Linked DNA regions of Homo sapiens: regions 2 and 3 are each linked to region 1. Evidence: chromatin loops called from intact Hi-C (ENCODE). Cell type or tissue: heart left ventricle. All regions are shown on one strand. Links, peaks and the distances in the headings refer to the core of each region. The heading gives the core; the rest is flanking DNA. Region 1 overlaps SLIT1 (slit guidance ligand 1). Region 2 overlaps LCOR (ligand dependent nuclear receptor corepressor). Region 3 has its middle 41 kb from the start of MIR607.

The links. Hi-C counts contacts between places; a loop is a spot of excess contacts. Peaks named below come from ENCODE experiments on the same cell type or tissue, not always from the same donor. Only the 100,000 strongest peaks of a DNase experiment are listed, where the experiment ranks them.
Region 2: a loop joins it to region 1, with 4 times the contacts of the local background. A loop is called at or near these places in 29 of 110 quality-filtered maps.
Region 3: a loop joins it to region 1, with 4 times the contacts of the local background. A loop is called at or near these places in 5 of 110 quality-filtered maps.

What each region holds. Positions count from the first base shown.
Region 1 is chr10:97,021,413-97,032,136 of GRCh38, reverse strand. SLIT1 (slit guidance ligand 1) reads left to right here. Exons shown (of 37, transcript NM_003061.3): 24 at 460-531; 25 at 1,309-1,380; 26 at 10,724. Among named protein-coding and RNA genes, the nearest start is that of SLIT1-AS1, 76 kb to the left of the region's middle. RefSeq lists enhancers at 1-383, 384-954, 10,397-10,724. In heart left ventricle, for the core only: a CTCF peak has its summit at 6,307; no DNase peak of the experiment used is centred there; H3K27ac peaks cover 1,329 bases.
Region 2 is chr10:96,910,534-96,921,257 of GRCh38, reverse strand. All of the region lies in intron 4 of LCOR (ligand dependent nuclear receptor corepressor), which reads right to left. It also overlaps the pseudogene HMGN2P35. Among named protein-coding and RNA genes, the nearest start is that of LCOR, 84 kb to the right of the region's middle. In heart left ventricle, for the core only: no CTCF peak of the experiment used is centred there; no DNase peak of the experiment used is centred there; H3K27ac peaks cover 1,555 bases.
Region 3 is chr10:96,782,448-96,793,171 of GRCh38, reverse strand. No RefSeq gene overlaps it. Among named protein-coding and RNA genes, the nearest start is that of MIR607, 41 kb to the left of the region's middle. In heart left ventricle, for the core only: no CTCF peak of the experiment used is centred there; no DNase peak of the experiment used is centred there.

The sequences.
Region 1 (10,724 bases), core at 3,589-8,588:
TCCCTGGAAGTGGTCGGCTGAGACGGTGAGCTCCCCGCAGTCAGGTGTCACCTTCATAGGGAACTCGCCTATGCACCTTGCTGGGGCAGCCCCTTAGGGAATGTTCTCAATCATAACAACAGCAACTCTCCTTTGTTGAGGATTTATTGGAGTCAGGCATGATGCTAAGTGCTTCACCTGGATTTCGTCCCCAGGACAGCCCTATGGAGTTGGCATTATTTTTGTCCCTATTTTACAGTCGGGGGAACTGATTGAGGCAGAAGGGATTAGGGGGCATGCCCAAGACCACCAGCTTCTTAGGGCGCAGCCCAGCCCATGCACTTGCCGGCTGCTCTGCCTCCCCTCACAGAGCCCGAGGAGGCTGCTGGGTGAGAGGGACCTCCACGTCCTGGGCGGCGGCTGTGCCCACAGGGGCCAGGCACTAACACAGTGCCCTTCCTCCATCTCCTTCCTCCGCAGGATCCTCAGCTACAATGCCCTGCAGTGCATCCCGCCTTTGGCCTTCCAGGGACTCCGCTCCCTGCGCCTGCTGTAAGTCTCCTCACTCACCATCCTGCCAGAAAATCCACCCCACTGAGGGTCCTGCCACCCACCTGGTGGGCAGAAATGTTCCCATGTCTAGGGCCCACGCTGTGCCATGGTGGAGTCCAGAGTGCTGTCACTTAAGCCCCTGTGGATACTCTCATTCCCAAGAAGCTGGGGCGTGCATGGGAAATGATCTGAGAAATGGGGGTTGCTGTCACCCCCAAGATGAGTTTGTGGTGGTAGGGGCGGGACATCCAAAATAAGGTGGCCCTTCATTTGCATGTGAGACTTCTGTTCAGATTAAAGAATGTTTGTTTGCAAGAGATTTGTGAACCTCTTCTGTGAGTTCTCACTGTGAGGTTTTTGCCCTGGGATCAAAGCCCTCAGTCCATCCATTATGATGGCCTCAGTCAGCCCACCAGGGGCAAGGTGACATTCTCCCAGCCCTAACCTGTGGCTGTCCTTCTTAACTTCCTAAGAAGAAGCGCCTCCCCCCTTAGGGTCCTCCACGAAAAGAGGGAGGGCTCTGGGTGCACGGGTCCTGTTTGTAATGTAAACACAGTGTTTCAGTCCTCCGAAGGGCTTGGGGACAGGGCCGTCTGCCTGGAGGATTTCTTCCCTGTGGCCAGCTGAGCTAGGGGCCATCTCCTTCAGGTCACTGACTGAGAGGCCTAGAGGGAAGGCACGGCCTGTCCCCTCTCTGCAGAGGGCTGGGCCTCTCCCTCCAGCAGGTCTCCCATCTCTGTCCCTGGATAAGGCACCAGCAGCCTCTTCCCTTCTCAGGTCTCTCCACGGCAATGACATCTCCACCCTCCAAGAGGGCATCTTTGCAGACGTGACCTCCCTGTCTCACCTGTGAGTACCCTAGCCCCTTTCTCTGGGCCTCTTTGGATTTCAACAGGACTTGGTTTCTGAGAAGATCCCACCTCCTGAGATTGTCAGAGTTTGTTGCTTTTACTCTGAAATTAAGCTTGGGAACTTCCCACGTGCACCTTCTGGGACTCTTATATGTCCAGTGGTTCATCAGCCACAGCAATAGAGTAGAAGAACAGTTCCTCGCAAGCGGTAGTGAAGGTTGTCATGACCATTGATCGATTGCTGTGCACTTCGCCTGCCTCAGCTAATGTGCGCCTCACAGTTATCCTACAACATAGGTGCTGTGGTTCTCATCTTTCACACCGGGAAATGGATGGAGAAAAAGTGGGATGCTTGCCCAAAGCTGCACAGCTGCAGGGTGGTGAGGTTTCTGACTCCTAGGCCAGTGCTCTTAAGCGCTCCACTAGTACTGTGCCTCCGACTTCACACAGTGCAGGATAAGCTCTGGAAATTTACTGCCTCCAATAGGTGCTGTAATTCAATGTAGAATTACTTCCAAAACCATTTAGCTAGCAGTGCTATGAGAATTCCTTAAAAGCAGTGGGCTTGATTCCTCAAAAATCTCAACATAGGATTACTGTATAACCCAGCAATCCACTCTAAGAGGTATATCCAGAAGAATGGAAAGCAGGGACTCAAACAGATGTGTGTACACCAATGTTCACTGCAGCATTTTACATAATAACCCCGAACTGGAAACAGCCTATGTCCACAGATGATAAACAAAACGTACTACATACATACAATGGGGTATTGGCCATAAAAATGATGAAGTTCCGATGCGTGCTATGACATGGATGAATCTTGAAGGCATTATGTTAGGTGAAATAAGCCAGACACAAGAGGACGAATATTGTATGATTCAGTATATATGAGGTACCTAGAACAGTCAAATTCATAGAGACAAAAAGTAGAATGGTGGATGCCAGGAGCTGGAGGCAGGGGCCATGGGGAGTTGGTGTTTAATGAGCACAGAGTTCTTTTGGGGTGATGAAAATGTTTTGGAAATAGGTAGTGGTGATATTGTACAACACTGTGAATACAATCAATGTGACTGAATTGTACACTTAAAATGTTGAAAGTGGCAAATTTCATGTGATATATATATTTTGCCATATAAAAAACAGACGAAATCAAAAAGCACTGGACTGTGACAGGGCCATCCTAATTCTGGAGGTTGGGCTGGGCACTGAGCAGGCACATTCTCTCCTGGCATCTCTTGGCATTACTGGCTGAGGCAGGATAGGAGAACTGTGGCCACGTGGACTCTGCCTGGCACCTCAGGTGCAACTGTCTCCTTTTGCTGTCAGCCCCATCCTCAAGCCCTAAAAGGGGCCTGGTGGGCAGGCATACCCAGGTTGGAGAGCCTTTTGGGGCCCCAAGCCACTCTTCTTGAAGTTCATTCACTCATCAGTCTCGCTAGATTTTCTCTAAGACTCACCTTTTCTACATTTTAAACTCTAAAACCAGAGTGTATATTTAATATGGTAATGTTCCCCACCCTTCAGAAAGCATGTTAAATCAGCGGTGCATCAAACAATCTTAGACTTCAGGAGATAAAATAGTAACAGGTGTTGCCCTTTGAGGGTCTGCCTGAGTCAAATACTATACTCTGTGCCTCATCTACAAGGTCTTGATTACCCCATGATTGAACCGGGAAGTGCGTTTTATGTTATGAGCCAGCTCCACATGATTGGCAGGAACTGTCTTGAGGACCGCACTGAAGATTCCAGGGCTGGACCTGGACTCAGTGGGAGGGGTGCTGTGATTGATTTGTAATGTCTGCCATGGAAGTGGGAGGGGTAAGGGGCTCTGCCTCAGGTGGTAGGATTTGATTTATTATTTCCATTTTACAGTCCTAGGTTCTAAAAATTTAGGCAGCTTCCCTAGGATTTGAATTTAGGTGTGTCTGATTCCAAAGCTCGCTATTTATTCTTTACTCTATTGCCTTAATAAATACATCCTGGGTAACCAGAGTGACTCTAGTGCTGAAGAATTTACTAACACAAGGTTTCTGCCCACTGTGACCATTTGGGATCTTATAAAGAGAATTCAAAGGAAGCAGTGACTAACTCTGGGCAAGTCCAAGGGGCTTCACAGAGGAGGTACCATTTATGCTGTCATTGGAAAGGAACTAGGAGTTGGCCAGTTGGAGAAAGTGAGGAAGGGAATTCTAGGAAGAGGGAACAGCATGTGCAAAGGCATGAACATGAAAAAATGGGATGTTCAAGGATGCTGCGTTGTCCAGCATAGGATAAAGGGTGTTTGGTTGGGGCAGGAATGTGGGGTGGGAGGAGATTAATCTGGAAAGGGACATTGGAATTCTGTTGTGAAGGACCATTTGTGCCTGCTAGGGAGTTTGCACTTCATTGTGTAAAGAAAGGGAATTGTGGGGAACTGAGTTTCAGGAAACTCCTGGAAAGCCCATGGTGACATACAGAGGGTGAGTGGGGTGGGAGGAGGCAGGAGTGAGCCCTGCTGGAGGTGGTGCCTCTGGACATAGGCCAGGTTGGGACAGTGTTGTTTATTGTTCCTACTGACTTGAATTCACAGGGGCTTGTTTCCATCTGTGTTGGGTAATTTTTGGTTGCATGCTCATTTTTGCTGACATGTCTTTAGGAACTCTGAAGAGCTAAGTTGGAGATGCTCCTCTCCAGAGTGCATTTGTGCTTGTCTCTGCTGGGCACCAAGGGCTGCTGCTACCCTGGGACCACATAGCTTTTGTTGCATACACCTGGGCATAGCCGAGTGTCCACTTTCACTGTCCACCTTAGCCTTTTCAGCATCTAGTCTACATTTTACACCTTTGCATTTCCGCCCCCCCTTAATGTATCTCTTGTACTCGGGGTTCAACTGTGCAGATGTGCAGTTGGCTACCTTTTCTCCTTCCTCATGAGAACCAAATAACACCTGAGTACATCTTGTCTCCAGCTCAAAATCTAGAGGTTTTGTTTTTCAAATGAGAGGTGAACAAACAACATATGTTTTAAGCAAACCAAAAAAACCAAAGCTGCAAAAACAAATGTTGAGCCTATACCCATCTATAAATTAAGACTTTCTTTAGGAGAACAGTGATATCAGGCCAGAAGCCAGATCTAGTTTATAAGAAATAAACCAATAAGTAAAGATCAGGTTAGCAGTACTTGTAGAAAGTGGCATCAGTTTTACTGATTAGATGTGTTTATTAATTGCACCTAAGCTTAATTTCTCTACGAAACAGCATCTGTGTGAAAGAAACCTTCAGTTGTTATCAAGAAAGCTTGTGGATAAACTCTGCCCTTTATACCCAGGGTTTAAGATGGAAACAGGCAGCAGCCTGGAAGATGTGTGTGTACTTATATTCATGTGTTTGCACATATGCACATGCAGTATTGATGGGATATATGTCATGTACACACATACAGTGGTTGTCGCCTCTGTGCTTAAGACCTGCAACTCTTCCAGAAAGAATATTGAGCACTTATAAGGAATTGAAGAACGGTAAAAGGATGACATAGACCCACTACATTCACTCCGGGCTTCGTGAAAGCTGTATGCAATTTGAAGGGAGGCCCTCGCACACGGCTCTATGACAAGTGACAATCGAGGGTTAGCCAGGAGTTACCATCCAGTGTTCCTGGTTCCTGAAGGTGCTGATGTTACTGAGAAGCCCTGCTCCTGATCTGACTCTGGCCAGGGCCTCTCCTGTCCACTCGCAGTGTGGAGGAGGGGTGTGTGGAAGAGGGGAAGTCTTCCTATTTAAAACCCTTGAACTCTAGACTAATCAGGACTTGGGGCTTTAGGTTCTTGTTCTGCCATCAACTTGCAATGGGCTTTCAGACAATTTATTCTTCTCTTGAGGCCTATTTTCTTACCTACACGAAGATGATTTCTAAGGTCTCACATGGTTCACACATGCTGTAATGATTGTGAGCACTCTTTACTGTGCTGGACTTCAATACCCTGCACAATCCTCTGCTGCTATTTACTTTGCAGTTAACTCATCTTCCATTCAGCCAGCCAGCCATCAGCAAATATCTACTATGCACCAGGTCCCAGGCTAGGGTTCCCCAATGTCTGTCTTCATTGCTATACTCTGGCATTTTGTTGCCTCTCATTTGCTGTAGGCTGGAAAGCTAGATGTCCAAATGCATTAAGAATTTGGCATGAAAGGAAATATGGAAGGATTAAGTAAATTATGGCATGCCCATATGACAGAATAGCAAGTACTTAATAATGATGATAAAGACAACACATTTATTTATTTATTTATTTATTTATTTATTTATTTAGAGACGGAGTTTCGCTCTTATCGCCCAGGCTGGAGTGCAGTGGTGAGATCTCGGCTCACTGCAACCTCCGCCTCCCGGGTTCAACCAATTCTCCTGCCTCAGCCTCCTGAGTAGCTGGGATTATAGGCACCTGCCACTATGCCTGGCTAAGTTTTGTATTTTTAGTAGAGATGGGGTTTCGCCATGTTGGCCAGGCTGGTCTCAAACTCCTGACCTCAGGTGATCCACCCGCCTCAGCCTCCCAAAGTGTTGAGATTACAGGCATAAGCCACCGTGCCCGGCCAACACTATACCTTATTATTTGATGAAAACCTAGAATAAAGTAGACTGTACACTCTGATGTACAAACATATACACAGGAAATGGAAGGGAATACACTAAAATCAAATCAGTTGCATTTATGGGATGATAGGTGGTTCTTTTCTTTTTGAATTTCCTTTGCACTAAGATGTTGTGCTTTTCTCATGCTTTTAGACAGGCATTCATTCATTCACCAGACATTGACTGGTGCCTGCTAGTGCCTGACACAGCTGGGGATTTAGTGGTTTCTGCCCTCAAATGCAGCAGGAGACAGTGATGCGCACAGATAGATCGCCTAGGAGTGGGATGGATGATTCTGTGACTTGTAAGACAGCCAGGGGGCGCTATTTCAGTCCAGGTTACGCAAATAGGAGCTGGGTAGGGCCTTGGCATGAACAGATCAAATAGCTACTGTTTCAACTATTTCCATATTATGCCAGAGATCAACAACACAGGGTTATTTTTACTTTGGCTGGGGTATAAACCTGAATCCACAGTCCTTTTGGATTGGCGTGGCCTGGCTGCGGTGTCTGCCTCCCCAACCCCTGACCACCAAATACATCTCAGTCGGGCCTTGGCTCTGCACTCCCCACTGAGTTCACAGGAGTTTTCGTCAGGAGAAATAGTCCCCAGATGAATGCAAACTACAAGTACTACCGAAGAGAGGGCAAGGCAGTCCTCAGCCCCGAAAATCCAGCCTTTGGATAAATGAAAGCTTGTAATGTTGAATTCAGGTGTGGCTCAGAGTCTATTCAGTATAGAAACAAGGAAAAGCAAGTGTGGGCCAATCCAGAATTTATATTTTTGAATAGCTTTAGACGTGACTTTGTACCCATATTTTTTGTTGTTGTCGTTTTTTGTTTTTTTGTTTTTGTTTTTTGAGACGGCTGGTGTGGCATGAGCCACAAGTTGCCCAGGCTGGAGTTCAGTGGTCCGATCTCAGCTCACTGCAACCTCTGCCTCCTGGGTTCAAGCGATGCTCCTGCCTCAGCCTCCTGAGTGGAGTAGCTGGGATTACAGGCGCCTGTCACCATGCCCAACTAATTTTTGTATTTTTAATAGAGACAAGGTTTCACCATGTTGGCCAGGCTGGTCTTGAACTCCTGACCTCAGGTGATCTGCCTGCCTCAGCCTCCCAAAGTGCTGGGACTACAGGCGTGAGCCATCGCTCCTGGCCTGCACCCATATTTTTTTTATGATGGAGAGAGGGGAAGGAGCACTTACATCTCAGGTGTCACTTTGCTGACATTTATGGAGGGACCGTAAGCCACGCCGTGGGCCCTCTCTTTCACAGGGCCTCAGATTTCATCTTTTTGGCATTTTTCTCTAAATGAGCTACAGGACTGAAATAAAGCATTCCCAATCATCTTTCAACTTGTGGCTCATTGCCAGGCCACACTCCTTATCATGTGCTATAAAAAATACTTAGAAATACATTGTGTATTTATCTTTCGAATAACATACTTATGTGACATCACACTTTTTGTTAGTATAAAAATACTAATCTGGTGAGTGTAAACATTTTAAATATACCACCATTTAAAAATTCCTGTTATCTTAAAAAGTCTTTGTTTTTCTAAACACACTGGAACTTCAGAAAAAAATCACCCATCCCGTTAGCCAGGATGGATGCTGTCAGCAAATAAGGAAAGAAAAAAATGAAACACATGCCGAGGTCGAACCTGCTCTCTTTTCTGAGCTGTGTTGTTCCCTCAGCACCTCTTTTAGGTCATGCGTGCTTGTCTGTCTTCTCCCTCTAGGTTGCAGGCTCTTTATTGAAACATGAAGTGACCCCCAGATATATTAAGGGAGCCACTCAAGGTCGCCCAGGCACGGGGCAGCTGCATGGGGGCCGGAGTCCAGGTCTTGTTCAGCCTGCTTTATAAGATTGTGAATCATCAGCTGAGCTATTTTGGGGAATTCCTGTTCAGAGCCACTGCTGCTTTAATCAGGTTGTACAGGTCTCAAGGGTAACTGCTTCCTCTGTCCTGCCCAGAAACAGGTGGAAAATGGCAAGGCATCCATTGGTTATTTAGTAAATGTGCCCATTCTCATTCACGTTATTTAGCCTTATATTTTCAAAATAATGTTGATATCAATGAACTTTAGGCATAAGGCATTCATATTTGCTGAGTCAGAGAACTCTGGCCCACTTTTCCTTCCCTCGCTCCCTCCCTCCCTCCTTTCCTTCCTTCCTCTCTCTCTCTTTTCTTTTTTCTTTTTCCACTGAGTTTCAGTCTTGTCGCCCAGGCTGGAGTGCCATAGCATGATCTCAGCTCACTGCAACCTCCCCCTCCCGGGTTAAGTGATTGTCCTGCCTCAGCCTTCCGAGTAGCTGGGGCTACAGGCATGTGCCACCACACCCGGCTAATTTTTGTACTTTTAGTAGAGATGGGGTTTCACCATTTTGGCCAGGCTGGTCTCGAACTCCTGACCTGAGGTGATCTGCCTGCCTCGGCCTCCCACAGTGCTGCGATTACAGGAATGAGCTACCTCACCCGGCCGGAATTCTGGCTCTTTCTTACCCTAAAATCCATGTCTTGTCCATCTCTAAGTCTCTCATGTGGTTTAGTGGAGAGATTCTGAGCTTGCCCATCAGATTGGTAAGAAACAAAGGGGTTGGCAGTATGTTGGTGCAGGCGTGAGAGCAGGCCCAGCCTTGTACTGATGGCCAGTGTAAGTGGATACAACCTTTGCAGTTGGGGGCGGGCTATTAGCATATTACACGTGCTTCCTCTGACCCCCAAATCCTACTTCTAGGCATCTGTTCTAGAGAAATTCTCACACCACACAAAAAGGAGCCAGGTGCAGTGGCTCAAACCTGTAACCTCAGCACTTTTGGAGGCTGAGGTGGACGGATCACTTGAGGCCAGGAGTTTGAGACCAGACTGGCCAACTTGGCGACACCTCCATCTCTACTAAAAATACAAAAAAAAAAAAAAAAAAATTAGGTGGGCGTGGTAGTGTACGCTGTAATCCCAGCTACTCAGGAGGCTAAGGTACAAGAATCACTGGAACCTGGGAAGCAGAGGTTGCGGTGAGCTGAGATCGTACCACTGCACTGCAGCCTGGGCCACAGAGTGAGACCCTGTCTCATAAAAAAAAAAAAAGAGGCACGTATGAGTATTCACTGCCATTGGAAAGAACCAGAATGTCCAGCAACAGGGACGCTGTCCACTGTGCCATGGGATATCCACTCTGGGATATTGCGGAACAGTTGGACACAATGAGATAGATGCTTATATGCTGACCAGGAAGATTCCCAAGACGTGCTGTTTAGTGACAAGGAGCAAGCTGCTCAGTAGTGATGTGATTTGTAAGGAGGAACCACGTGTGTACGTGTGGGAAAGGCCTGGAAGGCTACACGCCTGAGCATGGTGACCCTGTGACTGTGTGCCCCTTTGTGGAGGGCAGTGACAGTGGGGTGTAGACTTTTGTTTTTCGTAATGTGAATGTATCACAATTTATATAACCACTCCCCATTGATGAACATGGGGTTTCCAGTCTTTCCATTACAAATAGGCCCATTGCACAGATGTCTTTATGTGTGCCTACAGGTAAACGCCCAGAAACAATGGCTGGATCAGAAGGCAATTGCATAAGTCATATGATAAGTGTCACACAATTCCCCTCCACAGGCGCTCTACTATTTTGCACCCCCATCAGTAACACAGGAATGTGCCTTCAAAAAAATTGAGGTGAAATTCACATAATACCAAATTAAGCATTTTTTAAAAAGTGTGCAACTCGGTGGCATTTAATCATTCACAGTGTTGTGCAGGGCAGACACTTGCTTTGTCTGCAATGCTTGAAAGTGGCTGACAATGAGAATGCATTCATGTGTTCTGTTTAATTAAAAATGCAAAGAAAAATAAAAGAGCATGGGCTTCGGAGGCAGACAGCGGCACATCTGGATCCAGGGGCTGCCCTTAGCTAGTTGTGTGACCCCAGGGAAATTACTTATTCCATGGGAGGCTCGGTGCCCACATCTTTGAGATGGAGAGGAGAAAACTTGCACAGTGGGGCTGATGAGATGATTCGGTGCCCAAACACAGGAAAAGCAGCTGTCTCATTGCAGCAGTCGATGTGGGTTGCTTTCTCCCCATGCACACTGGAGGCAGTGCATTCGTAGGCTCTGGCCCCAACAGCATGGCCCCAACAGCTTCCCGTTTCTCTGTGTGATCTTAGGCAAATTCCTCAGCCTTTTTGAGCCTCGGTTTCTGCACATGTAAAATGAGAATAGTAGCGTGTGGTGATGACTAAGTGAGACAATGCATATGCAGTGCTTAAAACAGCACTGGCAGCCAGGCACGGTGGCTCACGCCTGTAATCCCAGCACTTTGGGAGGCTGAGGTGAGTGGATAACCTGAGTTTAGGAGTTCAAGACCAGCCTGGTCAATATGGTGAAACCCCGTCTCTACTAAAAATACAAAAATTAGCTGTGCATGGCGGTGTGTGTCTGTAATCCCAGATACTTGGGAGTATGAGACAGGAGAATTGCTTAAACCTGGGAGGCAGAGGTTGCAGTGAGCTGATATTACGCCACTGCACTCCAGCCTGGGCGACAGAGCGACACTCCATCTCAAAAAAAGAAAAAAAAAAAAAAGCAGCACTGACTATACAGTAAATGCTCATGAAATGGAGGCTAAGATTTTTGCCAGCCCCTGGTGCAGTGCCTGGGACTCTAGGTTCCCAGTGGGCGAGGGACCCCATGAAGCTGTAATGCCTGCTTCTCTCTGCTTTCTGCTCAGG
Region 2 (10,724 bases), core at 1,831-6,830, 110 kb after region 1:
ATTGAATTAAATCAAATTTTTAAATTTTGTGCATCAAAGGACACAACAGAGTGAAAAAATAAATTATAAAATGGGAGATAATTTGCAAATTATATATCTGATATGGGGTTAATATTAAGAACATATAGGCTGGGGGTGGTGGCTCACACCTGTAATCCCAGCACTTTGGGAGGCCAAGGAGGAAGGACAGCATGAGCCTAGGAGTTCTAGGATTCTAAGAGTTCTTGAGTCTAGGAGTTCAAGACCAGCCTGGGCAACATGACAAGGCCCCATCTCCACAAAAAATTTAAAAATTAGCCAGGTGTGGTGGCAAGTGCCTGTGGTCTCAGCTGCTTGGGAGGCTGAGGCAGGAGGATTACATGTGCCCGGGAGGTCACGGCTGCAGCAAGCAGTGTTTGCACCATTGTACTCCAGCCTGGGCAACAGAGTAACATCCTGTCTCCCGCCCACCACCCCCCCACCGCGCGTGTGTGTGTGTGTGTGTGTGTGTGTGTGTGTGTGTGTGTATACATATATACACATATATATGAACATATATACATATATACACACATATATGAACATATATACACATATATGAATATATACATATATACATATATACACATATATACACATATATGAATGTACATACATATATACACATATATGAATATACATACATATATACACATATATATGAATATACATACATATATACACATATATATGAATATACATACATATATACACATATATCTGAATATACATACATATATACACATATATATGAATATACATATATATACACATATATGAATATACATATATATACACATATATACACATATATATGAATATATATACATATATACACATATATACACATATATATATGAATGAAGAACTACAATTTAACAAGAAACAACCGAATTCAAAAATGGGCAAAGAACTTGAACAAGACATTTCTTTAAACATGATATACAAATGACCAACAATCACATGAAAAGCTGTTCAGCACTATGAATCACTAGGGAACTGCAAACCAAAACCACAACGAGATACTACTTCACGTTCATTAGCATGGCTACTATTAAAAAAAAAAATACACCCACGGAAGAAAACAAATGAGGGCAACAATGCGGAAAAATTGGAACCCTTTAGCCTTGCTGGTAGCACTGTAAAATGATGCAGCTGATGTGGCAAAGTCTGATAATTTCTCAAAAACTTAAAAACAGGATTACCATATGATCCAACAATTCCATTTCTAGGTATACACAAAAAAGAACTGAAAGCAGGATCTCAAAGAGGTATCTGTATACCCATGTTCATAGCAGAATTATTTATAACAGCTAAGAGGTGAAAGCAAACCAAGGGTCCACTGATGGATGGATGAACAAAATGGGATATATACATAAGTGGAATATTGTTCTGCTTTAAAAAGGAAGGAATTCTGACACATACAACAATATAGAAAAACATAAGGACACTATCTTAGGCAATACAAGTCAGTCACAAAACGACAAATACTATATGATTCTACTTATATATCTGGAATAAGCAAACTCATTGAGACAAAAAGTAGAACAGTGGTTGCCAGGGGCTAAAGAGAGGAGGAAATGGGAGAGTTACTGTTTAATGGACAAAGAGTTTCCATTTTACAAGATGAAGAGAGTTCTGGAGACTGGTTGCACAACAATGCAAGTACTTAACTACTCATCTTGTACACCTAAATATGGTTAAGATAGTAAATGTTATGTATATTTTACCGTAATTTAAAAAAATAAAAAGATACAATCCATGAAGAAAATGCAAATAATTTCAAAAAAGATGGAGACCTAATAAAAGGGGAAGGGGGGAAGAGAAGCAGAACAAATACAAGCTTTCATAATTGAGGGGAAAGAACAAAGAAAGTCTAATGTGCAAATACCAGTTCATAAGAAAGGAAAGAAAAAAGTGAGACCTACACTCATGGGCAGAAAGAAAGAAAATACTGACTCTATTAAGACATTCAAATGAAACACTGAGGCTCTATGGAACTCTAACCCTAATTTTTATATAAGTAGGCATATTCTAAACTTACTCAGATCACTGATTAATTCTAAGAATCTCCTTAAGCAAGCTATCGAAAACAGATTTTCAGAGAATCATATAATTTTACAGTTGAAAGGTACCTCAATGTGTATACATTTCAACTGCCTCATGGTTTTTACACTGACAAAATATAAAATACAAAAATAAGATTTTGTTTAATATCTAGACTTCAGTAGTTTTTTATACTTAACGCACTGCTAGAGATAACGAAATCTTATTACTTTTCTTGAAACTTTACCTTTTTTGTTGCTGATGTAACTAGAAAACTTTGAGCAGTGCTGCAGATGAGAGAAGTACAGTTACTACGGCCTATTCCACCTTACTATTGTGTTAAACAATGCTTTCATATCTAACAGTTTCTCACCAGTCACTGCTCTCACTGTGAGGGCAAAGTCAGTTGGCCACGGTTCTTATATTCAGGCATTCATGCCTGATTTAATTCCTACCAACTGTAACTCCTGAAGTTACACTGACTGTATTCTAATTCCAGTAGGAATCTCCTACCAATGTCCAGTAACTAATACCTTGTTGGTTCTCTTACAATCTTGCCTTTTCCAACTGTTCCCTCCTTTTAATTTCTTCATCTCAGCTTCTTCTATGAGTATAGTACTTAAGCTTCTCCCTTTAGCTCTCAAAATCTTTACTTAAATCCTTTGCCTATTCTTCTATGGTGCTGTTTTCATCATTCCTTTCACTGACAACTTTTCAAGCCAGTAGCGTGTATTCATTTCTTAACTCCCACCAACACCCACATATTCATCAATGCTGTCAGACTTATAGTCTGTCCCTCACAACCAGAATTCTTGAGAACCTATTCTCTCAAAGCCCATTGTAGTATGTTTGGAGGGTACTTGCTCAACCCATCTGAGGTCCATTCTGGGAAATGGTACAGGAGTCCACATTAGTTTGACAAACATGACAACCCATCCCCCCTGTCATTATAGAGTATGGGGCCAGGAAGACAACTGATGCAAAATGGGTAACTCATTTATTTTATGACTCTATCTTATTTTTAATCTGATTCTTACTTCCTAAAATGAAGGTCTTCTATAAAACTCAGTATTTTGTGCTTTACTCCTTAGAAACTTCGTTTGCTCAAATAATCCAATCATGTTTTCAGAAACCCTCTCCAATATATCTTCACCCCAGACCTTTTATTTCAACTCATTTCCCACAACCCTGTCTACTGGACACTTCCAATTAAATGTTCACTCTCACCTCAAAATGCTTTGAGCTATCTCCATTCTCTCCTCATAAAACTGGCCACTGCACCAAAACTTTCCCTTCTCTCTTCTTGACTTCTAATTGACTTTTAATTTCATGCCAAGCCATCTGGGATGGAAGCCTAACGTCAGTATCACTTTCCTCTCCCTTATTTATATATTTACGTAATCACTAAGCTTCGACAACTCTTTATTCCAGATTCTCTACGCACATCTCTTCCTTATGCATCTTCACAGCCATGACTCTAGAACAGTTTCATTTTGTGAATTATTATAAGACCCTCCCATAATTTTCTCGCTGTAAATCCTTCTGTACTACATCCTAAAAACAATTACCAAACCAACCACTCTAAAACACACACAGATCCTTTTAAAGTTCAGTTTGAGTTCTAACTTCTAGATTAAGCAACTCCAGTGTCATCTACTGCACCTCTCAAACTGCTACAGTACTTATATTTTCTTGTATTAGCTACTATCTCTAAAATACTACATATGGGAATGAGCATGGGATTTTACTTTTAATGTTCCCTGCATATATGAGAATTCTGGTTCTGGATGCACAGCATGGATGATTTAAAACTCCTTATAGATTACAAGTCTAATTGCTTTTGCCACTCATAGTTTCCCCAATATTCCACAAGCCAAGAGGGGACCAGGTCTTTTACTTCTCTGTTATCTTCTCTGGCCAAACACAGAACCACACATTTAATAAACCTGCCAAATGATTAGTCTATTCATTGACTCTGACCACATAAAACTGAACAGAGCAGTCACCAATTAATGATTTCTCCTTGCCTGTGTTTTTTGCAAACAACTCTACGAACTGGGAGACAAAAAATAAACTCTTTGATATTTCATGGAATCTCTTACTGAGCACTGATTCATATCAAGCAGTTTTAATCCTAAATAATCTATACCAAACGTCTCTGGAAATTTAACAAGGTTAGACCCAGCAATTTAGATTTGTACAATTAACTGAGCACCTAATTAACACGTATTAATTTGTGATATCTATTTCACTCTGCATTCTATTAAATCTCACATAGAGGCTGGGCACAGTGGCTCACGCCTGTAATCCCAGCACTTTGGGAAGCCAAGGCAGGCAGATCACTTGAGGTCAGGAGTTCAAGACCAGCCCGACCAACATGGTGAAACCCCATCTCTACTAAAAATACAAAAATTAGCTGGGTGGGGTGGCGTGCGCCTGTAGTCCCAGCTACTCAGGAGGTTGAGGCACGAGAATTGCTTGAACCCAGGAGGTGAGGGTTGCAGCGAGCTGAGATCGTGCCACCGTACTCCAGCTTGGGAGACAGAGCAAGACTCCGTCTCAAAAAAATAAATAATCATATATATAGATATATATATATATATATAGCCTTTAAATATCTCATATGTGTTTCTTTCTCACTCTTGATAGAAACTATATTGAAATTTTTTCTTCCATAGTTCCTTTTATATCACAGGTAAATACTTATTGATTTGTAGTATTCTGGTGTAAGATGACAGGCAAGTCACATTGAGCAGGTTTGAATATGCCCAAAGTATTCAACATAAATACATGTTGAAGAATACAATATAAAAGTAACAACTAGATTTATCATCTGCTTGCTGTTAATATAAACTTTCAAGGGGGCCGGGTGTGGTGGCTCACGCCTGTAATCCCAGCACTTTGGGAGGCCGAGGTGGGCGGATCACGAGGTCAGGAGACTGAGACCATCCTGGCTAACAAGGTGAAACCCCATCTCTACTAAAAATACAAAAAGTTAGACGGGAGTGGTGGCGGGCACCTGTAGTCCCAGCTACTCAGGAGGCTGAGGCAGGAGAATTGGGTGAACCCGGGAGGCGGAGCTTGCAGTGAGCCCAGATTGCGCCACTGCACTCCAGCCTGGGCAACAGAACGAGACTCCGTCTCTAAATAAATAAATAAATAAATGAATAAATAAAAACTTTCAATGGGAACAGTGTGAAGAAGAGGTGAGAATGACCCTTGGACTACCAAAGGCCACGCACCACTGCATCCTGCGCCTAGCACCTACATCCTGCCGCCGTCGCTGCCAATATGCCTAGAGAAAGGCTGAAGGGGATGCTAAAGGAGATAATGCCAAGTTAAAGGACTAACCACAGAGAAGATCTGCAAGGTTGTCTGCTAACCCTGCTCCTCCAAAGCCAGAGCCCAAGCTTCAAAAGGGCCCTGCAAAGGAGGGAGAGAAGGTACCCAAAGGGAAAAAGGAAAAAGCTGATGCTGGCAAGGAGGTGAATAACCCTGTAGAAAATGGGAAATGCCAAATCAGACCAGGCACAGAAAGCTGAAGGTGCTGCAGATGCCGAGTGAAGTGTGTGCATTTTTGATAACTGTGTACTTCTGGTGACTGTATAGTTTGAAATTCTATTTTTTACCAAGTTTCATAAAAATGCAGAATTTTGTTTTATTTATTTATTTAGGAGACGGAGTCTCACTCTCTCCCCAGGCTGGAGTGCAGTGGCGCAATCTCGGCTGACTGCAACCTCCGCCTCCTGGGTTCAAGTGATTCTCCTGCCTCAGCCTCCCAAGTAGCTGGGACTACAGGCGCACGTCACCACGCCTGGCTAATTTTTTTGTATTTTTAGTAGAGACACGGTTTTACCATGTTGGCCAGGATGGTCTCGATCTCTTCACCTTGTGATCTGTCTGCCTCGGCCTCCCAAAGTGCTGGGATTACAGGCGTGCACCTCCGTGCCCGGCTTATTTACTTACATATTTTTAAAAGCTATGCTGTGAGCACACAGAATACTTCATTGTCGTTTTTGGGGGAAGGGGCATAGGTCACTAATAGAATGTCTCCGAAGCCAGACTGTTGTGGGGAAAACACCTTTCCCTCCTAGTTTTGAGAGACTTCCTCTTGGCTTCCAGGAAGTGGGATTCCCTGACTTTGATACACGTGGGCACCATGGCACAAAAGCCTTGTGGTATAGAAAAACAAATGCATCTTTATGTCTTCTTCTCCCTTTCCACCTTTCAACACAGACTTAACTCCCTTAAATCCAGACATCTGTTGGGACCTGACCCCCAATAATTGGTTACCAGTGTGTCAAGCAATCTGGACTTCCCAGTGATGCACTGAGATGGCACCCCTCAAAAGAGCAGTGGTTCCATTTCTAGATAGTGGATCTTCAGATAAATACTGCCATTTTCATTTCACTTCCTTAAAGTCAGGGTCAGCTCTTGAAAATTTGTCAACCCTCACTCTAAACTTTACCCATTCAGAGCATTAGATAAAGACTTCATTCGGTTTTATAGTGGCTTTCTGATTTTTGGTAGTCCACTGAAGAAGGGAGTTTGAAAGTTCTTCTATACTGTTAACAACTGTCTGCCCATGTCCTGCTTTTAAATACTACAATTGTTTATCGAAAGTATCTTTAATAAAGATGGATACAGTTTGGCTTTGGGAAAACAAAAAACTTTCAATGTATTAAAATAGCAATAAAGGCCAGGCGCGGTGGCTCGCGCCTGTAATCCCAGCACTTTGGGAGGCCGAGGCAGGCGCATCACCTGAGGTCAGGAGTTCGAGACCAGCCTGACCAACATGGTGAAACCCCATCTCTACTAAAAATACCAAATTAGCCAGGTGTGGTGGTGGACACCTGTAATCCCAGCTACTCAGGGGGGCTAAGGCAGGAGAATCGCTTGAATCTGGGAGGTGGAGGTTGCAGTGACCCAAGATGGCGCCACTGTACTCTAGCCTGGGCAACAAGAGCGAGGCTCCGTCTCAAAATAAAATAAAATAGCAATAAAACTAAAATGTTAAAGGGATATAACCAAACAATGCATATTCACGAATTGGAAGAAATTAAGAAACATTCAGCAAAATATGCTGATACAATGAAAAAGATCTAGTTACATGACTCCTGAGCTAGCTGGGCACTGAAAGGTATCTATTATCTGGCTCCAACCATATCACTGGTTACTTCCAAAAATAAATGCCCTGTTCCAACCAGGATGTGCCCTTTCATCTCTGCTCATCCAGACTTATATATTCTTCAAAAACACAGATCAAGTTCTAACTTCTTTTTTTTTTTTTTCCAGACAGTCTGTGTGTGTCGCCCAGGCATGATCTCGGCTCACTGCAACCTCCAGCTCCTAGGTTCAAACGATTCTCGTGCCTCTCAAGTAGCTGGAATTACAGGCATGGGCCACCACAGTCAGCTAAAATTTTTGTATTTTCAGTAGAGATGGGGTTTTGCCATGTTGGCCAGGCTGGTCTCAAACTCCTGGCCCCAAGTGATCTGCCTGCCTGAGGCCTTCCAAAGTGCTGGGATTACAGGTGTGAGCCACTGCACCCAACCTCAAGTTCTAACTTCTTGAAACACTCTCCTAATATGCCAATCAAATACTAAACTTACTTTAGTCTTAAACCTAAGTGCATAAACTAATTTTATATTTTGGTATAACATCCTACTCTCCCATCATCCTTAGTGAATCATCCATGTTATCTGTACTTTACAAACAGCCATCTCTATCCCAGCCATACACAAGAACAGACTGATCACTGAAGCAGTCCGTTTTTAGGAATTAACTACTAAAAGTAATTTCTCATCCTTCCCATCTCTCCCCGACCCTCTCACTACTACTGGATTAGCTCTTCATACTATCAACATATCTGTAATCAAAAAATCTCAGTGGATGGTTTTTCACTGATATATAAAATAACATAGCTACACATGTATTTTAGTAAACATACATGTTTCAAAGCAATGACACTCTAGTACCAAGAGTACATACACCTAGTACCGACACCTTGAATTCTTACACAGTTCTCTGATTAAAAGGAACTAGAGTTTTTTGGAGAAATCCAGGGCCGGGACAGGGAAAGTACATGTTAAGACTGGAACATCTTTTAATGCCAAAAAGTGAAAAAAAAAAAGTGCTTTAAAAAAAAGAAAGATGTCAAAAAGGACACAACAGCCAACTCCAAAGGGCCCTAAATGGCCTAGGATAATTTGAACTGCTAAGTAAACAAGGACTGTAATGAATTATAATCCACAGAATGAAATAAGAATCCATGAATTCGTACTGATATATTAAAACAACAACATAGGGAGAAAAGAGAAGTTCTTCCTTACAGTAGAATTCCAACTCATAAATGTAGAAGAAATTATGGAAATAGAAAATCATTTGGTCAACACCACAGTAATTTTTTTTCAGGCAATGTTCATCAATGGATGCTAAAATTAGTGCATGAAAAACTAGTATAATTAAAAAAAAGAAGATATTTACAAAACCTCAAAGTACCTCCCCCAACAATGTAGCCATTAACTACAAAAAGGAAAAAGAAGGAAAGGAAGGAAGGAAGGAAGGAAGGAAGGAAGGAAGGAAGAAAGGAAGAAAGGAAGATCTTACAGAAAAGAGGCAGACAGCACCTTAACTAAGTGATCAAAGTAAACATCACCACGTGCTTTCTGACATGATGCACGAAGAATGATACAACATCAGTCAGACTGTAATCCTGGACTGGATCTTGGACCAGATAAAGGACACTAGTGGGATAACTGGCAAATTCGCAAAGGTTTGCAGATTATACTATTGTATCATTGTTAATTTCCTGAACTTATAATTGTACTGTGGTTACATAACATGCTAACATTTGGAGAATCTGGTTAAAGAATATACGGGAATTCCTTTTACAATTTTTGCAATTGCTTTATAAGGCTAAAATTAATTTAAAAATTTGAAGCTTAAAGAAAGGTTAAAGAAGGCCGGGTGCAGTGGCTCACACCTGTTATCACACTTTGGGAGGCCGAGGCGGGTGGATTGCCTGAAGTCAGGAGTTTGAGACCATCCTGACCAACATGGTGAAACCCCGCCTCTACTAAAAATACAAAAAAATTAGCTGGGCGTGGTGGCATGTGTCTGTAATAACAGCTACTCGGGAGACTGAGGTAGGGGAACTGCTTGAACCAGGGAGGTGGAGGGTGCAGTGAGCCGAGATCATGCCTCTGTACTGCAGCCTGCGCAACAGTGAGACTCCATCTCACAAAAAAAAAGAAAGAAAGAAAAGAAAAGCCTCATGAATAAGCAGTACACAGAGAATTGTGTATAAATGTAAACACTCAAAACAGCTATTATAATTTTCCAAGTTTATTAAGCTTCCTGACTTCTTAGTCACTCATTTAATAAATATTTTAGAGTGCCTACTTTATGCCCATAAAACAGAAAATGGGAGGAAGGAAAGAAGTAAGCAGGTAACTGAGGCAGTCAGGCAGTCAGTCAGTCAGTCACTCACAGATTCCTAACATAGCTAGAATTGGTCATTTCAAATACACTTTCCCTCTTTCCAACTGAGAAATTTCCAACTGAGGATTCCCTCCCTCTTTCCAACTGAATTCCAAGACCTACTTAATTCTTGCTCTCCACTTTCCATGTTCCTGCTCCTACTGTTATCAAAATGCATCTAAAAACATGGATCAAATCCCAGCTATGTAATTTTGCCCATAACTGAACATCTCTGACCCTTTCCTTTTCTTTATTTATAAAACTAGGATGCCTTTAATCAACTTTATAGGATTGTTTTGAAGATTAAATAGGAGTGGCAGGGCGTGGTGGCTCACGCTGTAATCCCAGCACTCTGGGAGGCTGAGGCGAGTGGATCACTTGAGGTCAGGGGTTCAAGACCAGCCTGGCCAACACGGTAAAACCCTGTCTCTACTAAAAATACAAAACTTAGCTGGGCGTGTTGGTGCACGCCTGTAGTTCCAGCTACTCAGGAGGCTAAGGCATGAGAATCGCTTGAACCCAGGAGGTAGAGGCTGCAGTGAGCCAAGATGACACCACTGCACCCCAGCCTGGGCAACAGAGCAAGACCCTGTCTCAAAAAAAAAAAAAAAAAAAAAAGGGAACATGTAAAAATAACTGGCACATAGTAGATGCTCAGAACATGTTAGTTGCCTTTCCCTTACAATTACATTCTCTAACTTCTGCGCGATCCTGAAGTGCAGTTCAAAAATTTTTACTAATCTCTAGGTGAATCCCTGTTCTACTTCCCAAAGAGGCTACTTCGTATTTTTCACCTACGTGTTTTTAAAGGTAAATATAAATAATGTATTTGCTTTATCCATTCTACAGAGTTAGTATTTACTGAAAATCCAACTAGCTAAAAGTATGCATAGCTGCTGCTTCCCAAATATCAGGTCAATATTTCTAAGTGCTTTTCCAAATACTACCTAGATTATCTCACCATGCCAATCTCAAACTCAAGATCCAGTACCATGCTCTATGCTGCCACCTATTGGCTATTACCATATTCTCCAGATAGTTCTTTCTATTTTAGAATCTTAAGCCAGCCTTAAAATGCAAGCCTCAGTCCAACGGATATAATACATTTCCAAAAAACAAAACAAAAAAAATACTTAATTTCCAGACTCTAGTCCTTCTCGGACAAGATGCTCCAAGTG
Region 3 (10,724 bases), core at 3,606-8,605, 240 kb after region 1:
ATCTTGGCCAGGTTGGTCTTGAACTCCTGACCTTGTGATCCACTTGCTTTGGCCTCCCAAAGTGCTGGGATTACAGGCATGAGCCACTGCGCCCGGCCATTTGATGCTCTTGACAAACTACGAAGGCGTATATTGTTAGGATTTCCATTTTACATATAAAATTCAATCTTTGTGCAGTTAGGCAACTAGCCCAAGAATGTAAGTGAAATTGACTACAGTTTTGCATTATAGGAAAAAGATTTTTGAATGGCAAGGAATTGCAAGAGTTGAGACAGTCCAAAGTGTCACATCCAACTTGTAAAATAAGGTATTGAAAAGCATCTTACAAGTTTAGCAAAATCAATAGGCTTAACCCCAAATTCTGCAGATTAAGGAAATCTTGGATAACCTTAGCCATAGAAAATCAGTTGCTTCTCAGGTTATTGCTGCTCACAGTGCCATCAATTCATCCTTGTTCTGAAGTGTAAAGATCTGAAAAAAGATCTTACCAACCATTTGCAAGGTTGGACATTGGAGGCTACACCATCAGTTATTAATCTTGGACTGGACTCCTTATCTCTTAGATGGGGTAGACAATAGCATAAAACAGCCTGAAATAAGAAAGTGTCAGAGACCATCCTTCCAAACTGTAAAGGGCTGAAAAGTATTATTTTTAACATTCTAGGCCAGGCATGGTGGCTCACACCTGTAATCCCAGCACTTCAGGAAGCTGAGGTGGGAGGAATGCTTGAGTCCACAAATTTAAGACCAGCCTGGGCAACAGAGAGAGACCTTGTCTCTACAAAATACAAAATTTTAAACCATAAAATCCTAGCCAGTATGGTAGTACACACCTGTGGTCCTGGCTACTCAGGAGGCTGAGGTAGGAGGATCGCTTGGGTTGGGAAGATTGAGGCTACAGTGAGCTGATCATGCCACTGCACTCCAGCCTGGGTGACAAAGTGAAACCCTGTCAAGGAAGAAAAGAAAGAAAGAAAGAGAGGGAGAGGGAGGGGGAGGGGGAGGGGGAGAGGAAGGAAAGAAAGAAAGAAAGGAAGGAAGGAAGGAAAGAGGGAGAGGGAGGGAGGGAGGAAGGATGGAAGGAAGGAGACAGAAAGAGAGAAAGAAAGGGAAAGAGAAAGAAAGGAAGGAAGGAAGGAAGGAAAGAGGGAGAGGGAGGGAGGAAGGATGGAAGGAAGAGAGAAAGAAAGGGAAAGAGAAAGAAAGAAAGAAAAGAAAAAAAGATAAAGGGTCAGAGAAACTCTATCTTCTAATCTTGCTGAGGCAAAGTCAGGATGTTTCGGGAAAAAAAAGGAAAACTTCACTATGCAAGTAATACAAATACATCCTAAATACACACAAAAATTATTTTACAGTGCCATGAGTCTGATGATAGGTTAAAGTTTAGACAAAGCTAAATATAACCATCATTACTTAAGAAATACATATTTTCCTATGATTTCCTGAATCCTTATCTTTACTTTGTTTCCCTTTCCTGGCCAACTTTCCCAAGACATCCTCAGGGTCTGATAGGAAGTGCCTCCTTCCAGGAAAGGCTGGCTACCTGATGTGAATCTTGAGCCTAATAGGTGAGAAAGCAATTCTCCCATACAGAACCACCTACACCTCAGGTGCCCTGGGTTCCCAGAATCTCACTGTTGTAGTTTCTCTTCCAAGACAGGTTTATGTGTGGTTGACTGAACCTCTTTGTAAGACACCATAAGTGCAGGATGAGCATCTAATAAGGGTGGTGGACTCTTTTGACCAACGGATCTGGGGTCCATTTGTTAGTATCTATGATAGGAACATGTATGTGCTCAGGACTTAATCATTCTAGTGGATATGATTACAGGAGACAAAATCACAGGGGTCAAGGTGGAATGAGCACAAAAGGAGTTCGATGTTCTTTTGGAAGTTATTCTTTTAAACTCTAGTATGGTAACCAGAGGAATTGTTCTCTTCTATTCGAAAATATATTTCTACTGAATTTGGCACTGGCCATCTCAAATCAGTACTGTATATTCTTTCCTCTGAGAACTACTGACAAAACACTGGCAAATTATTTATGTCCAGCTCTTTATCCCCCTACTCCATGCAAACCAAAATCTACCTTTACCAAATATCAGCTCTACTATATGCTACAATTCATTTAAAAACTCCTCACCTATATTTTCATGTTAGACCTAGATTGTGATTTCTTTAAGAACATTAAGAATATTTTTTCTCCTCAAAAATATTTACTCTCAGGCCGGGCATGGTGGCTCACGCCTGTAATCCCAGCACTCTGGGGGCCAAGATGGGCAGACAGCTTGAATTTGAGACCAGCCTGGCCAATATGGTGAGACCCATCTCTACCAAAAATACAAAAATTAGCTGGGCGTGGTGGTGCGTGGCTGTAATCCCAGCTACTTGGGAAGCTGAGGCACGAGAATTGCTTGAACCCGGGAGGCAGAGGTTGCAGTGAGCTGAGATCACATCACTGCACTCCAAGCTGGGTGACAGAGCAAGACTGTTAAAAAAAAAATTACTGCTCTTAAAATTGGCTGATCTTAGGAATTCTGGAGAATTTTGATTTAGCAAGCCCGAAAACACCTGTCCATAGAAACTGAAGCTCTGGCCAGGCACCGTGGCTCATGGCTGTTATCCTAGCACTTTGGGAGGCTGAGGTGGGAGGATCACTTGAGCCCAGGAGTTTGAAACCAGCCTGGGCAACATAGAGAGTCTCCATCTCTGTAAATTAAATTAAATTAAATTAAAATTTAAAAGAAAATAAAGAGGAAAAGAGAAAAGAAAGAAGGAAGGAAGGAAGGAAAGAGAGAGAAAGAGAAAGGAAAGGAAATGAAAGGAAAAGAAAGAGGCCAGGCGTGGTGGCTCATGCCTGTAATCCCAGCACTTTGGGAGGCAGAAGCAGGCAGATCACCTGAGGTCAGGAGTTCGAGACCAGCCTGGCCAACATGGTGAAACTCCGTCTCTACTAAAAATACAAAAATTAGCTGGGCATGGTGGTGGGCACCTGTAATTCCAGCTACTCAGGAGGCTGAGGAAGGAGAATTGCTTGAACGCGGGAGGTGAAGGTTACAGTGAGCCAAGATTGCGCTATTGCACTCCAGCCTGGGGAACAAGAGGGAAACTCCGTCTCAAAAAAAAAGAAAGAAGGGAAGAAAGGGAGAGAGAAAGAGAGAGAGAGAAAGGAAGGGAGGAAGGAAGGAAGAAGAGGAGGGGAAGGAAGGAGGGAGGGAGGGAGAGAAGGAGGGAAGGAAGGAGGGAGGGAGCGAGAGAAGGAGGGAAGGAGGGAGGGAGGGAAGGAGAGACTTTAGCTGGGGCAGGGGTATTTTACCAGAACTAGCCCAGTAGTGCACAGTGCCACCTAGTAGTGAGCCTGCACCAGAGGGACCTTCCTTCTGGAAAGTGTGTGACTGCAGAGAAGGGGCTGGACCACAACAGGGTAAAACACTCCCTTGGGTGAGCTATGACAAAGTTTAGCAGCAGATGCTACACATTTACATCCTCTCCGGTTTCTGAGGTCTTGCCTCTCTTAGCTTACAGTTTCCTCTTCTGTACAATAAGGGCAGCCAGGTGAACATGAGGTTCCCTTTCTGGACTGTTTCTTTATAGGGATCAAAATCCCCCTCTAAAGCTTCCCCTCATACTTCCTTTTTTTCTAGCTGCAAGTAAAGAAGATAATAAAATGAAAGTCTTTATTATGAAATGAAAATTTTGTTCTTTGTTCAGGTTGTAGAAGAATGCTTAGGTGTAAGATTTATTTGGCAGAAGTATAAATTGCATTTGGACTGCAAAATTAGGTTCTAGAACACGCAACATACTTAGAAAACAATATGAGAGGCTGGGCACAGTGGCTCTTGCCTGTAATCCCAGCACTTTCGGAGGCCAAGGTGGGCAGATGGCCTGAGGTCAGGAGTTTGAGACCAGCCTGGCCAACATGGTGAAACCCTATCTCTACTGAAAATACAAAAAAGCCAGGCTTGGAGGCAGGCGCCTGTAATCCCAGCTACTCGGGAGGCTCAGGCAGGAGAATCGCTTGAACCAGGGAGGTGGAGGTTGCAGTGAGTGGAGATCATTCCACTGCACCCCAGCCTGGGCAACAGAGCGAGACTGTCTCAAAACAACAACAACAAAACCAATATGAGAATGTTACATTTTTCTTTTCTAAATTGTGAAAACCACATTACAGAGTATTTGGAAAACAGAAGAAGGAACACTACTTCTAACTTCTATCACCGACATTGTGAACATGCTTCCACTTGCTTTTTTTTTTTTTTTTTTTTTTGAGACGGAGTCTTGTTCTGTCGCTGTGTCGCCCAGGCTGGAATGATGCAATGGTGTGAACTCTGCTTACCACAACCTCCACCTCCCGGGTTCAAGCGATTCTCCTGCCTCAGCCTCCCAAGTAGCTGGGATTACAGGCACACGTTACCACACCTGGTTAATTTTTGTATTTTTAGTAGAGATGGGGTTTCACCACGTTGGCCAGGCTGGTCTTGAACTCCTGACCTCAGGCGATCCACCTGCCTCAGCCTTTCAAACTGCTGGGATTACAGGCGTGAGCCACCACCGCACCCGGCAATTTTTGTGTTTTTAGTAGAGACGGTTTTGCCATGTTGCCCAGGCTGACCTCAAACTCCTGGGCTCAAGTGATCTACCTGTTTTGGACTCCCAAAGTGCTGGGATTACAGGCATGAGCCACCACACCTGGCCTGCTTATATTTCTTTCTATATATTTTTATCCCTATCCTTTGCCCATTTTATGAGCTTGTTTATATATTTCTTTCTTATTAATTTGAAGCATATATATATAGATCATATATATAGATCATAGTTAGATCATATATATAGAGAGATAGATAGATCATATATATATGATCTGCCCGCCTCGGCCTCCCAAAGTGCTGGAATTACAGGCGTGAGCCACTGTGCCTGGCCCAGTTATTTATATTTTAATAATATTTACACTTGGTTACATCTTGCAAATATTATCTTCCAGTCTATAATTTATCTTTTGGCTTTGTTTTTTAAAAAGTGTATTTTTGCTGAGTGCTGTGGCTCATGCCTATAATCCCAACACTTTGGGAGGCTGAGGCAGGTGAATCGCTTGAGGACAGTAGTTCAAGACCAGTCTGGCCAACACAGTGAAGCCCATCTCTACTAAAAATAAATACAAAAAAATTAGCAGGGCGTGGTGGTGCATGCCTGAAATACCAGCTACTCGGGAGGCTGAGGCACTACTCAGGTTGGCTCTCTATCTAGAAGAAAACAAAGTTAGCACTTTGCCTCATATGACTCACACTATAAATAGTAAACCCCACAGAGATTGAAAATACCAATACAAAAAAATAAAACTGCTAAAATAGCAGAAAATAAAAGAGAATATTTGTTTTGCTTAACCTCTGTTAACAAAGACTGTGCCAGGTGCCGTGGCTCACACATATAATCCCAGCACTTTGAGGCCAAATGACTTATTTAACATGAACATACCCTTTGATCCAGTAATCCTACTTCTAGAAATGTACTTTATAGAAATAAAAGCACTGGTATATAACAATTTATATGTAAGGATGTGCATTACATAATTTCTTTTATAACAGCCAAAAAATCTGGAATCACCATTAATGTATACAGGGAATGTTTTAATAAATTATGGCAAATCCATAGTAAAAAATATTATGAAGTTATTTAAAAGAATGCTATAGATTTCTACATACATTGACTTAGAAAAATGTTCAGCACTGGCCGGGTCTGGTGGCTCGTGCCTGTAATCCCAGCACTTTGTGTGGGGGTGATCAGACCCAACACCAGGTCATGGGGGTGACACATTCCGACCAAGTCAAAGGAATGAGAAAAACGCATTGAGAGAGAAAGCGGGACCAGGGGGCCATTGCGAGTGTGGAGGCTGCAAAGGCCTCGTGCTCTGGGAGCCCACGCTACTTATTGGTGCTCAAACAAAGAAACAGGTGGTGAGGATGTGGGGGTTGAAAAGAAACAGTGTATCAAGTGAATGAGAAACATATGGCTGCTTGAGATAACGGGAGCGCTAGAAGCAAGGAGCCAGCAAGTCTAGCAGACATGCAAGCCCTGCCTCAGCTTCTCTCCCAACACTCAGCTTTTCTCCCAACACTTTGGGAGGCTGAGGTGGGTGGATCACCCTGAGGTCAGTAGTTCAAGACCAGCCTAGCCAACATGGTGAAACCCCGTCTCTACTAAAAATACAAAAATTAGCCGGGCAAGGTGGTGAGAGCCTATAATCCCAACTACTCAGGAGGCTGAGGCAGGAGAATTGCTTGAACCCAGGAGGTGGAGGTTGCAGTGAGCCAAGATTGTGCCACTGCACTCTAGCCTGGGCGACAGATCAAGATTCCGTCAAAAAAAAAAAAAAAACCAAAACCAAACAAACAAAAAAACCTCATATTTCTGTATATGGATAGAAAAAAAATTAAAAGTTATGCCTCATAAGGTTATCATTAGTTTCCTCAACGAGAGGGAATTGGAAGGAGGTTGAAAGGTAGGAAGTGAAGATTATGAATTTTTATTTTACAGATATGTATTTTTTGAAATGCAGTGTCAAGAAAGAAATCACATTACTAACTGGTTAATTATCCAAAAAGTAGACAAATTGTTTAGCCTATGGGAGGGGAGGTAGAAGGATCAATACCCATGTTTTTCCACTTTGGAAGGCCAAGGGAGGTGGATCACTTGAGGCCAGGAGTTTGAGACCAGCCTGGCTGACATGGTGAAACCTAGTCTCTACTGAAAAATAATAATAAAAAAATTATTCAGGAGTGGTGGCAGGCGCCTGTAATCTCAGCTACCCGGGAGGCTAAGGCAGGAGAATCTCTTGAACTCGGGAGGCAGAGGTTGCAGTGAGCCGAGATCACGCCACTGCACTCCAGCCTGGGTGACAGAGCAAGATCCTGTCTAAAAAACAAACAAACAAACAAACAAAAAACGTTTTTCCATCAAGAAGGCCAAAGGGAGGATAATGACCTCATACATCAACAGGTTGGTAGATTTGATAGTCTTGTATGCTGTCAGGGTAGAAGTAGAAGCAGTGGACAGGAATTTCAGGAGGGCTAATTTTAGCACAATATGATGTAAGTTTCTAATCACCAGAAGTTATCAAAAACTGAAGCATCTGTTATATGGAGTTCGAGTTTTCCATTGCTAGAAATATTCAAGCTGGGGCTAGGTGACCATCTGTCATGTATGCAGTGAAATAAATGTCTAAATTTGACTGGAGACTGCACTAGATGATTTTGAACAACCTCCCAATGCTAGAATTCTATGATTTTAATACCTGGAAAAACTTCATTAAAAAATAGTAGTGTAATGGCTGGGCAGAGTGGCTCATGCCTATAATCTCAGCACTTTGGGAAGCCAAGGGGGGTGGATCACCTGAGGTCAGGAGTTTGAGACCAGCCTGGCCAACACGGTGAAATCCCATCTCTACTAAAAATACAAAAATTAGCCGGGTCTGGTGGCTTGTGCCTGGAGTCCCAGCTACTCAGGAGGCTGAGGCAGGAGAATAGCTTGAACCCAGGAGGTAGAGATTGCAGTGAGCCGAGATCATGCTACTGCGTTCCAGCATGGGCAACAGAGCAAGACTCCATCTCAAGAAAAAAAAAAAAATTAACTGGGCATGGTGGTGCATGCCCTCGGAGGCAGAGGTTGCGGTGAGCTGAGATTGTGCTGCTGTACTCCAGCCTGGGCTACAGAGCGAGACTCCGTCTAAAGAGAGAAAAAAAAAAATAGCAGTGTAAATGAAGGGCCTGAAGAATCAGAAAGGACATATACAATATACAAAGTCATCAAATATGTAAAGGGAATTATTATATGATAGATGTGACATTTTGAAGAAGCAAGGAAAAGATTGATAATTCAGTAAATAATGATAAGACAAATTGAATTATGGAGAATATAAAATTAGTTTTCTTCCTCATTCTTTACCAACATGTTTTTTATGAATCAAAGTTTTACTTGTTAAAAAGATTGAACTATTAAAAATTGAGTCCAAAAATAATGGCTGCACTGTTTTTATTATCCAGGAGTTGGAAGCCATTTTGAAGGAATATATTAAATCCAGAGGCCACCATTTAAATAACTGGAAAATTTGACTCACAAAAAATGTTTCTATTGAAAAGAATACTATTGAAGTCAAAAGATGCACAGCAAAATTATATATATATATATATTTAAAGAGATGGGGTCTCACTATGTTGCCCAGGCTGGTCTCAAACTCCTGGCCTCAAGCATTCCTCCTGTCTTGACCTCTCAAAGTGCTGGTATTATATCAAGTGAACCACTGCATCCTGCCTGAATATTTGTAAGAACTACTTTCCTTAATATGGAAAGAGTTCTTAAAAATCAATAATTTAGGATGGGTGTGGTGGCTTATGCCTGTACTCCTAGCACTTTGGGAAGCCAAGGTGGGCTGACTGCTTGAGCCCAGGAGTTCGATAACTGCCTGGGCAATATGGTGAAACCCCATCTCTACACACAATACAAAAAGTAGCTGGGCATGGTGGAGCATGCCCGCAGTCCCAGCTACTCAGGGGGACTGAGGTGAGAGGATCGCTTGAGCCCGAGAGATCAAGGCTGCAGTAAGCCATAATTGCATCACTGCACTCCAGCTGGGGTGACAGAGTGATACCCTGTCTCAAAAAAAATTAAAATTAAAAATTAAATAATTTAAAGATAAATACCCTAACAACAAAATGGGCAAAGCCCATGAACAGGTAAATCATATTGAGAAATATTGACCTTTACATACCTGAAAAGATGGTTAGTCTCATTCATAGTGAATTCCACTTTTCCATCAATAAGATTGACAAGTATTAAAAAGTTTGATAATGCAAAGTATTGCCACGAAGATATAGAGAAATAGGCAATCTCATACCTTGTAAGTAGAAGTGTAAATTAGCACAATATTTTGGAGAGTAATTTGATATTATTGTAACTTTTCAATGCATATACCGTTTTGTCCAACATTTTAATTCTAAGGATTTATCATATAGCTTTATACTTTTGTGAGGGTATCTGTGAAAAAAATGTGATAGGAATAATAGCTTCTATTTATTAGACCTCTACTACGTATGAGGTGCTGTATTATTAAAAATAATATATATAGGCCAGGTGCGGTGGCTCACGCCTGTAATCCCAGCACTTTGGGAGGCCAAGGCAGGTGGATCACCTGAGGTCGGGAGTTCAAGAGCAGCCTGACCAATGTGGAGAAACCCCATCTCTACTAAAAATACAAAATTAGCTGGGTGTGGTGGCACATGCTTGTAATCCCAGCTACTTGGGAGGCTGAAGCAGGAGAATTGCTTGAACCTGGGAGGCAGAGGTTACAGTGAGCCGAGATCTCTGCCTCAAATAATAATAATAATAATAAATATGTATATGTTTTTTTTTTTTTGAGACAGGGTCTTACTCTGTTGCCCAGGCTAGAGTGCAGTGGCACAATCTCGGCTCACTGCAAGCTCCGCCTCCCAGGCTCAAGTGATTCTCCCGCCTCAGCCTCCCGTGTAGCTGGGATTACAAATGTGTGCCACCATGCACAGCTAATTTTTGTAATTTTTGGTAGAGATGAGGTTTCACCATGTAGGCCAGACTGGTCTCAAACTCCTGACCTCAAGGGATCCTCCCGCCTCACCCTCCTAAAGTGCTGATATTACAGGTGTGAGCCACTGCGCCAGGCCAGAAGTATACTTTATAAGGCTCTTATACTATACATGAAAACGTATCTCATTTTAAGAAAAACTGTGATAGGTAAAAGATATATACTATAAAACCTAAAGCAACTTTTAAAATAAAAAAATAGCAAATAAGCAAATAAAATACCTTGGAATCATAACAAATATTTATTTAATGCAAAAAAAAGGGCAAGGGAAAAAAGTGAAAATAAGAGACAGATGAGGAAAAAAGAAATGCAAATAGCAAGATAACAGATTTAAACTTAACCGTATCACTAATCACCTTCAATATAAATAGTTTCAACTAGGGGTCAGTGAACTGTAGCTCGAAACCAAATCATGGCTGTTTCCTGGTTTGTTTGCTTGTTTGCTTGTTTTTTGAGACAGAGTCTCACTCTGTTGCCCAGGTTGGAATGCAGTAGCATGAATATGGCTCACTGTAGCCTCGATCTCCCAGGCCCAAGTGATCCTCCCACTTCAGCTTCCCAGGTACAATTTTTTTTTGTATTTTTTTGTAGAGTCTGATCTCAAACTCCTGGGTTCAAGTGATTCTCCTGCTTTGGCCTCACCAAATTACTGGGATTACAGTCATGAGCCACCATACCCCGCCATCTGTTGCCTGTTTTTGCGGTGCTCATGAACTAAAAGCAGTTTTTACATTTTTTAATGGTAAATTTTTTTCTATAACTGACTATATAATTGCTTCAATTTTGCCTCTTGTCCCACAAAGCCTAAAATATTTACTCAATATTTTGAGTAAGATATTTACTCAATATTTTGAGTAAGATATTTACTCAATATTTTGAGTAAGATATTTACTCAATATTTTGAGTAAGATATTTACTCAATATTTTGAGTAAGATATTTACTCAATATTTTGAGTAAGATATTTACTCAAAGGGTGAGCCTTTGAGTTTGCCCACCTGTGTGGTATAAATATCCCAATTATAAGGCAGAAAGTATAGCATTGGATGGACATTTGGGTAGTTTCCACTTTATGGCCATTATAAATAATGAAGCTGTTAACACTCATGTTCAAGT